Linked DNA regions of Mus musculus: all the other regions are linked to region 3. The links are chromatin loops, found by intact Hi-C in ENCODE. Cell type or tissue: heart. All regions are shown on one strand.

Region 1 (2,500 bases), 400 kb before region 3:
TCAAGGTTAACGTAAACTTTATTTTAAAGTTCTAGAAGTCACAAAGCTAGCAAATAACAAAGGTGGGTCTGCTTCGAATCAAATCCCAGTCTAGCGACCTCCTGAGCTCCATTTTGTCTTCTCATAACCTACCAAAATCTGTACTCCCAAATCCTGCTAATATACAGAATCCTCTCTTTTAGGAAGCTATTAGTGACTTTCCTCCATGTTTAGATGGTCCTCTTTTGGTCCCCCAATGACAACTGGACCCCATCTGTATTTAAATAGTGTATATATATATTTTCTCATCCACTCGCAATAAACTCTTGAGGATACGAATCTAGTTCCTACAGTGTGTAATACATACTTCTGCAGCAGCAGAATATCACTCATATTTGAAGTTTTTCTCCACCTTTTGATGGGAAAACTCTGAACTTGCTCAGGTCAAACCACAGACCTGCTTTTATGCATCAAACATGGAGCATAAACAAACTGACAGACCAGATTTTCAATAAATACTTTGAGTGAATAAATGAATAATTCAGAAAGTAACCTCCTTTCCCGTGACTGAGTCTCATTCCCCAAACAACCGTGCTTGACTCTTGGGAGAAAAAGACAGGGTTTGAAATTACTTTTATCCTTTAACATTTAAACATTGGTCATTTTCTCCCTCATTTTCACCGTCATAATCACACAGAACATGATTTTCACTATTTGAAAATGTGAGGTTTGGGGGCAGAGCGGTGGAAATCCTTGGGTTTATCTTACGGCTAACTAGTAGCAATTATGTTCAACATCTCAGCTAAATGCCACAAAGTCATAAATTGGGACTTGGAGGTGGTACTCCGAGGGAAAAGAATACAAGTTAAGCTGATTTATTTATAAGCTTTCTTCCCTGGATTGGTTGTGTTAAAGTCGCACCTTCTTGGGTGTGACCCTCGGTGACAAAAATCTTCTCAATGTGTACTTATTAAGTCTATGACTTTAAGATGTGGGATAACGGAAGAGTTAAAATGGTGTTAGGGAAAGCGGTGGTTTTTTTTCTAGATGCTTTTATTGCAGAAACAAGGGGAAATTGACAAATAACCTTCCCAGAGGTTTGCCTGAATTGACAATCCCACAGACCAGGGAGACCTGACACTCTGACAGATGCTTTTGCTGCAAGTCCGCTGAGGTGGGCGGGTCCCGGGAACTCAAGGCTGGGTGGGGGTGTGCCCGAGGGCGGGCCCAGGGCTGCAGGGCGGAGCCGCGGAAGGCGAGAGGCAGCCTGGGAAGTAGCGCCATATTGGCGGTGGCCGCGCTGTATTGTCATAAATAGAGCCGGTTTTGTGGTGTTTTCACTACTCGGTTGAATGCCTCGGCTGTAGAGAGTGGGGAAGTGAGCGAGCTACAAGCGAGCGAAGGGAATTGGACAGAGGAAGGAAGAGAGGGCAAGAACAGGACCCCAAAGCGAAAGACACTCGCTGGAGAGAGACGCAGGAAGCGATGAAAGAGATGTCTGCGTAAGTGGGGGCGGCGGTTGAGGGCGAGGTGGAGAGAGGTGCGCTGAGGTGGGCAGCCCCGGCTTCCAGCCCCTGCGCCTGGCACCCTGCGCAGCCGGCCGGGACCTCTGCTTTCCGCTGCCCTCCACTCCGCAAGGGCATCTCCCCTACCCGGGACTCACCTGGCCGCCCGGCGGGGATTCGGGAGTCGCCGTCAGCCCCCCGCCGCCCGCCTCTGAGGACGCCCCCAGACCAGGATGAGGGGGAAAGGCGCGTGTGGCTGAGGAGAAAAAACGGTCGGTCACTCTCCTGCCCCAGCCGTGTCTGAGCCCGTCTATTCTGTCTGCATTGGCGCAAATACCATCCCCCTGCCTCCCCTCCTCCCGGCCGGACCCGCTATCTTTCAGGTCTTTCGGAGAGGGACTGACCTAGCGGAGCCCCTAGGTTTGCGGTTGCTCCATGAGAAAGGCTAAACCCTCTACCCCGTTCCTTCCCACCGACCCACAATATCTACCGGGCTGTATCTATCCCCTGCTCACACTTTGATAAGTCGGAAGCAGTTTCTGTACTTGTCAAGAATTTATTAGAATTTCTTACCTTTCACTTTATCCGGAAATAATTTCAACGTACAGAAAAATGCACAGAAATACAAAACACCATTTGTGTAGCCACCACCCATTTTTCCCTAAGACTAACATGGGGTGTGTTCTTAGCTCTTTAACCTTTCTTTCTTGAAAAGAAGTCGAGCATTCCAATACATCTGAAGACTCGCCTATCCTTTCTCTGATTGCATTCACGACGCTCTTCCAAGGCCCCAGAGCACTGAGTTTGGTGTTTCTTGTTACTGCATTTTTAATGTTGATAGTACCTATCCCTGTATCCATAAAAACTGTGTACCTGTTTTAAACTGTTTATAGGGTATTTATTATCAGTTACTACTCTGTAGACTGGTTCTTTAGAACATGATCTCTCTGACCTTTTGCTATGTTAATATTTTCATTATTAGTTATTTTTTATTAACTAATGTATTCCGTTTATAA
Region 2 (2,500 bases), 170 kb before region 3:
CAGGGTTGCCTGTGTAAACCTTTCAAGGAAGTACTTACAATATGGGAATATACTCTATTAAAGAAAAAAAAATCAAGAAACTCCATGTGGCCAAGTATTTATTTCAGTTTCATAATCCCGTCTATCAGTTCACTTAACCTATTAATTTAATGTTAAGTAAAGAGTCTATGAGGAGTTGGAAATAATTATGTAAAAATGCATCTTCTTGCCAGGTGTAAGCGCTCACGCTTATAATTTCAGTACACAAGAAACAAGAAGATCTCCATGAGTTCAAAGCTAACCTAGGCTAAATAGAGAATCAAAGCCAGCGGGGGAGAGGGGGGTAGCTGAAACAGTCTTGAGTTTCACACCATAAGATCTTTTTTAATGCATTTCCTCCTGCACAGGCATAGTTCGTCCTCTGGCATGGGAGTAGGGGAAAGGTAAGGGGAAAGCTCTGTTCTGGCCAAACAAGCCCTTAACTCTATGTGCTGAGGTTCTAGAAACTTACCACTCACTCCACCTGACTAACAAACAAAAGGGACTGCAGCTACGCCTCTTCGACACCCAGTCCCTAACCCCTCACCTCGTACTTCCTAGGCCTTACCTTCTCCCAAGATGCCGCAGCCGAGTCTTAACCCTTTTCGGCCCTGGGTGGGAACGGGGAAGAGTAAAGACAGCGCACCTACTGCGCTCAGCCGTTGTGTTCCCCAAGAAAACCAGAGCTTTACAACGAAAGTACCAGGCCCCTCACGAGAGGAATGCAGGAACCCCCTCGTCTTACACGGTGACCTGTAAGGCTGTCCGCCTGGCAGCCTGCACTCCCCCTAGCTCTACGAACGAAAGACTGCGAGGGGCTTTACTGCTAGCCTTAAAGGGTCGGCCGGCAAAGGAGCCTCCGACGGACTCGGCACCTAGGTCGTAGTAGCTGCTGCCAGAAACGTCGATGAGCCCCTACTCAAATTTGAAACCCAGACTAGGGAAAAGAAAGAGGGACGTCCCGCTCTCCCGACTCCCGACCCCCTCCCACACCCCAGCAAATTAGCTGTTCCCTTCCTCCTTCCTCCAGCTTCGCCTGACCACACGCCTTGGCCTGACGTCAGGCGTGGGCGGGGCGGAGGGCTCGGTGTTCTGCCTGTCGTGCCTGGCAAGCGAGGCGCTCCTTCACCCAGCCGTCGCAGTCGCTTCCCTGAGCCGGAGCGGAGCTGGCGGAGAGATGGCCTCCCAGCCGCCGCCGCCCCCCAAACCCTGGGAGTCTCGCAGAATTCCCGGGGCCGGCCCCGGGCCGGGCTCCGGCCCCGGCCCCACTTACCAGTGAGTGTGAGGTGTTTGGGCCGCGACTTTGGAGGCCAGAGCGGGGACTTGGCAGGAGGCGGTTGAAGCCGTTATTGGGGGGAGGCGTCGCTTCCCGCTGCCGGCCCGGGGCGAGTGCAGAGCGGGTCTGGAGTCTGCTGGCTGTACGACCGCCCGTTCTTCCCCCGGGCGCCCCGCCGGCCCCACGGATGCAGGAGCTAGAAAGAAAAGCGGCGCTTCCCTGCCTTTTCGCTTTTGCGGGACATGGGGGGGCGGGACAGCCTGACCCGCTTCAAAGCGACGAGCTTGGGTCTGCTGCCGAGCGCGACGTTGGCCCAGCCAGGACAAGGATAGAGAGCAAAAGTCATGGAAAAGCTTTACAGCCTCTCCAGAAGTTGGTTGAACGACCCAAAGGTCACGTTTACGCAACATGGAATCCAAGCTCTTACCCTTGGCTTTCTTTTCTAGCATAACTTAACGTTTAGGTTGAGGGTTGAAAGAATTCTAAGACAGGAATTCGAGGTCTGTGGGTAGCCTTTGTGTACAAAATTGTGTGTGTGACTGTCGTCTAAGGCCTATAAAGTTTTTATTTGCTTTGATTTAAATCAGTAACAAATGGGTCTGCAACTTTTAAAAATTTAAAACAGAATTAGAGTTTCAGGAACCTGTGTTTTCTTTGGATAAATAGATACCTTAATCCAGGCGACATGATTTCAGAGCAAGTTTGTACGTTTTCCTGGCGCGTAAAAATCTCTGTACGTTGGAGTACTTTTCTCTTATTGGAAAATCTGGTGCTCTTTTAAAAGTACTAAAACACTTGGGCACAGTAACTAATAGATACAATTAGAGTGATAAGCTGTATTTTTCGTGTTAAAGCAACACTTATTGGTGATACTTTCATTAGAATGTTTCTAAGTGTGTTCTTTGCTATCCCGTTAAACTTCTCTGAACATTACTTAGCCTTCTGGGTTTGTTGTTGTTTTGTTGTATGTGCCTTAAATTTTATGATTGTTTTCTGTACCTGTTTATATTTGTTTTACTAATGGTATGCAATTATGGGTTATTCCATTAATGTTGAACTTATCTTGCATTTTTAAATGAACCTACTTAGCTTCCTTTTTTTAATATACTGTCCTGGATTCTGTATTATTTTAAGATTTATGTTCCTATGTGATATTGGATTCCTTTTTTAAATTATACTTTTGTCTTTATATCAGTTTTTTAATGA
Region 3 (2,500 bases):
CCACTTTTCATGTCCTGAAATCATGGCTTCCTTCCCACTGCAGCCCACTGTCCAGGTCATCTCTCTTCCATCTGTGGCTGGACTTCTTCCCCTTTGATCAGCTGTCTTCAGACTCACTGCCAGGCAAGGATTTTCTTTTTCCATTGTTTTATCATTTCTTGAAAATTAAAGAAAGCTTCAATTAACTTTGGACATCTGAAATTGCTTAAATGTCTCAATTATTGTTATGGTCTATAAATGCCCCCCCCAGGGGGTGTGGGAACACCATGGTTTTGTTCACTAGCTATTGACCCAGTACTTTTTCTAGGACAGTTTCTTTCGGGGCCACCTTCCCCACTCTTTTACTTTTTCCATTGTTTCTTTCCCATTTTTGCAATGTCTTATTGGAGGTCATTTTTAAATCGCAGATCTGAAGAGTGCTTCAGGGTCCATTGGTCTCCTAGACTCACAATCGAGTTACATTCCAGTAAATTTATTTCTACTGGGAGTAGTTCTTGTATATTTTGGTATTTATACATTTTAGTGATTGTAGCAGCTTCTACCCTCAGAAGTCTTATTTTCTGTCAGGTTCAAATGAACATATCTAAATCTTATCATGAAATGTTTTATCAGGAGCAAACAGAAGAACTGGATGAAAAGTAGGCACACAAAGTACACGCCAATCATCGCTAGAGTCTTGCCTTCTGTCAGCTGTGCCTTTGGTATGATCAGTTGAACTAACAATGCCGTTTGATTTGGGGGGGGGGGTCACAGCATTGCTTCAGCAGTTTGAATGATGTAACTTCTCGAAGAACACATCGAAATGCAATAGCTCCAATAAACACCATAGCCCTTTCAGCTTGTTTTGCTGATAAGCAGACCACTGAATGGCAAGTGCACAGAGCAGCCAGGTCCTTCCCCATCTCCCATTGAACTACCTATTTTATTTGTTAAAATAATCTCCTAAGAAACACTTTCCAGATGGTGGCTTCAGTTTTTGCTAGAAGGTGAAAAACGATGGAAAGAATTAATAAACCCTTATTGTAACTGTATCCACAATCCCAGGCACTTGCAAGCACGATCTTTTGTCTCTAGAGGATCACTGCATGGAAAAAAAAAAAGCATTCTTTCAGTAAACCCTCGCGGGCCTCTGCTTAGGGACCTGCGCAGCTCCCATCCCAAGGGCCTCAGAAAATGGACAACCCGCTCTGGTACGAGCCCTGGGCGGAGTCTCGGTCGTTCGTAGAAAGCCCTGGCCAGAAGCCTCGCTGGGCAGCAGGAGCCAGCGGCAAGAACAAGGCGAACCAGGGGTTACAAAGCGGAGGGCTAGGGCCAGGGCGGAGCCTTAGGACCGGGGGGCGGGGCGAAGTCGGGGAGGAGCCTAGCAGAAGACAGCGCCAGGAGGCATAGGGCGGGGTCTTAGGGCAGAGAGGCGGGGCGAAGTCGGGGGTGGGGTGGGGGAGAAGCCTGCAGAGGGCGGCGCCCAGAGGTGTGGCATATTGGGGGCGTAACCGGGCTTGGGGCAGAGTCGATGTGGGGTGGAGCTGGCTGCGGGGAGCGGACAGCGGGGGGCGGGGCAGGCTGTGGCCGGGGCGGCCCGGGGCGGGGACTTCTGGCACTTTCTGGGAGCTGCGGGCGATCGGCTCACAGACCTTCTGGCCGGAAACCCGCGCGCTCCCGCTACCAGGGCCGTCGTCGTCAGCGCCGCCATGGCCAAGTGGGGCCAGGGGGACCCGCGCTGGATCGTGGAGGAGCGGGAGGACGGGACCAACGTGAACAACTGGCACTGGTGCGGTGGGCCCCGGGCGCGAGCAGGCGGGCGGGCTCCTGGGAGGGCCGCGCGGCGCCGCAGCACGGCTGCCCGTGGCGGGAGACGGTTCCTAACTGCGCTGGTCCTACGGCTTCAGGCTCCTCCTGAAGTTGGGCGAGCTCCAGAAGGGACTTCTGTCTCACCCTACCGGACAGCTGTGCCTCGGTCGCCCCTCACCCAGCCATCCTCGGCCTTGAGATGCGTAGTGCGCGTGCGTGCGCCGACGGTGCTGTGTCCGTGTGCAGTAGGAAGGCAGGGACTTGGATCTCACTTTCTTTGCTTTGTCTCAGTTTGCACTAGTTATCTGCCCCCCTTTGTGTCTCAGGAATACCGGGAGATGTCTGCCTCTTTGGCGGGCATTGGGGAAAGCTGAGGGAAGCAGAGCCCAGACTGCACCATAAGATGACTTAGCTGTCCTGAAAGAATTATGTTCTAGGCTGGATTCTATGATTAGGACACTGACGTCTCAGGCTGCTCTTTGTCCCCTTAGATGAGAACATTAGAGAGAATGCATAAGATAAATATGGAAATGCCAGATAACTGATATTGTGGTTAAGGCTATTTAAATGACTACCACCGTTACAGGTGGCCGCAGCTTAGCCAATCCATTTCCTGGGGTGGAGATTGCTGGACCCTTTTCCCCGGGGCCATTGTTTTTAAGATTACCCATTATTATATGGTGAATAATAGTGTCTTAAGAAACTGAGCAAC

Evidence for each region. A loop is a pair of places that touch in the nucleus more often than their neighbours do. Peaks named below come from ENCODE experiments on the same cell type or tissue, not always from the same donor. Only the 100,000 strongest peaks of a DNase experiment are listed, where the experiment ranks them.
Region 1: it touches region 3 in a loop (2.7-fold over the local background); 3 of 42 quality-filtered maps call a loop at or near these places.
Region 2: it touches region 3 in a loop (3-fold over the local background); 2 of 42 quality-filtered maps call a loop at or near these places.

What each region holds. Positions count from the first base shown.
Region 1 is chr11:23,894,003-23,896,502 of GRCm38, reverse strand. It overlaps Papolg (poly(A) polymerase gamma), which reads left to right and starts at 1,233. Exons shown (of 22, transcript NM_172555.2): 1 at 1,233-1,481. The coding sequence starts at 1,465. It overlaps Gm12061 (a long non-coding RNA gene), which reads right to left and starts at 2,251. Exons shown (of 4, transcript XR_872317.3): 1 at 2,058-2,251; 2 at 1,643-1,740. In heart, no CTCF peak of the experiment used is centred here; a DNase peak (open chromatin) is centred at 1,212; H3K4me3 peaks cover 1,736 bases; H3K27ac peaks cover 946 bases.
Region 2 is chr11:23,664,540-23,667,039 of GRCm38, reverse strand. Pex13 (peroxisomal biogenesis factor 13) reads left to right here and starts at 1,157. Exons shown (of 4, transcript NM_023651.5): 1 at 1,157-1,293. The coding sequence starts at 1,196. Pus10 (pseudouridylate synthase 10) reads right to left here and starts at 1,048. Exons shown (of 18, transcript NM_028304.3): 1 at 587-1,048. In heart, no CTCF peak of the experiment used is centred here; a DNase peak (open chromatin) is centred at 1,089; H3K4me3 peaks cover 2,426 bases; H3K27ac peaks cover 1,887 bases.
Region 3 is chr11:23,497,043-23,499,542 of GRCm38, reverse strand. It overlaps Ahsa2 (AHA1, activator of heat shock protein ATPase 2), which reads left to right and starts at 1,504. Exons shown (of 9, transcript NM_172391.4): 1 at 1,504-1,768. The coding sequence starts at 1,689. 1700030C12Rik (RIKEN cDNA 1700030C12 gene) reads right to left here and starts at 1,782. Exons shown (of 3, transcript NR_166706.1): 1 at 1,632-1,782; 2 at 958-1,081; 3 at 1-157. In heart, no CTCF peak of the experiment used is centred here; a DNase peak (open chromatin) is centred at 1,452; H3K4me3 peaks cover 1,826 bases; H3K27ac peaks cover 1,763 bases.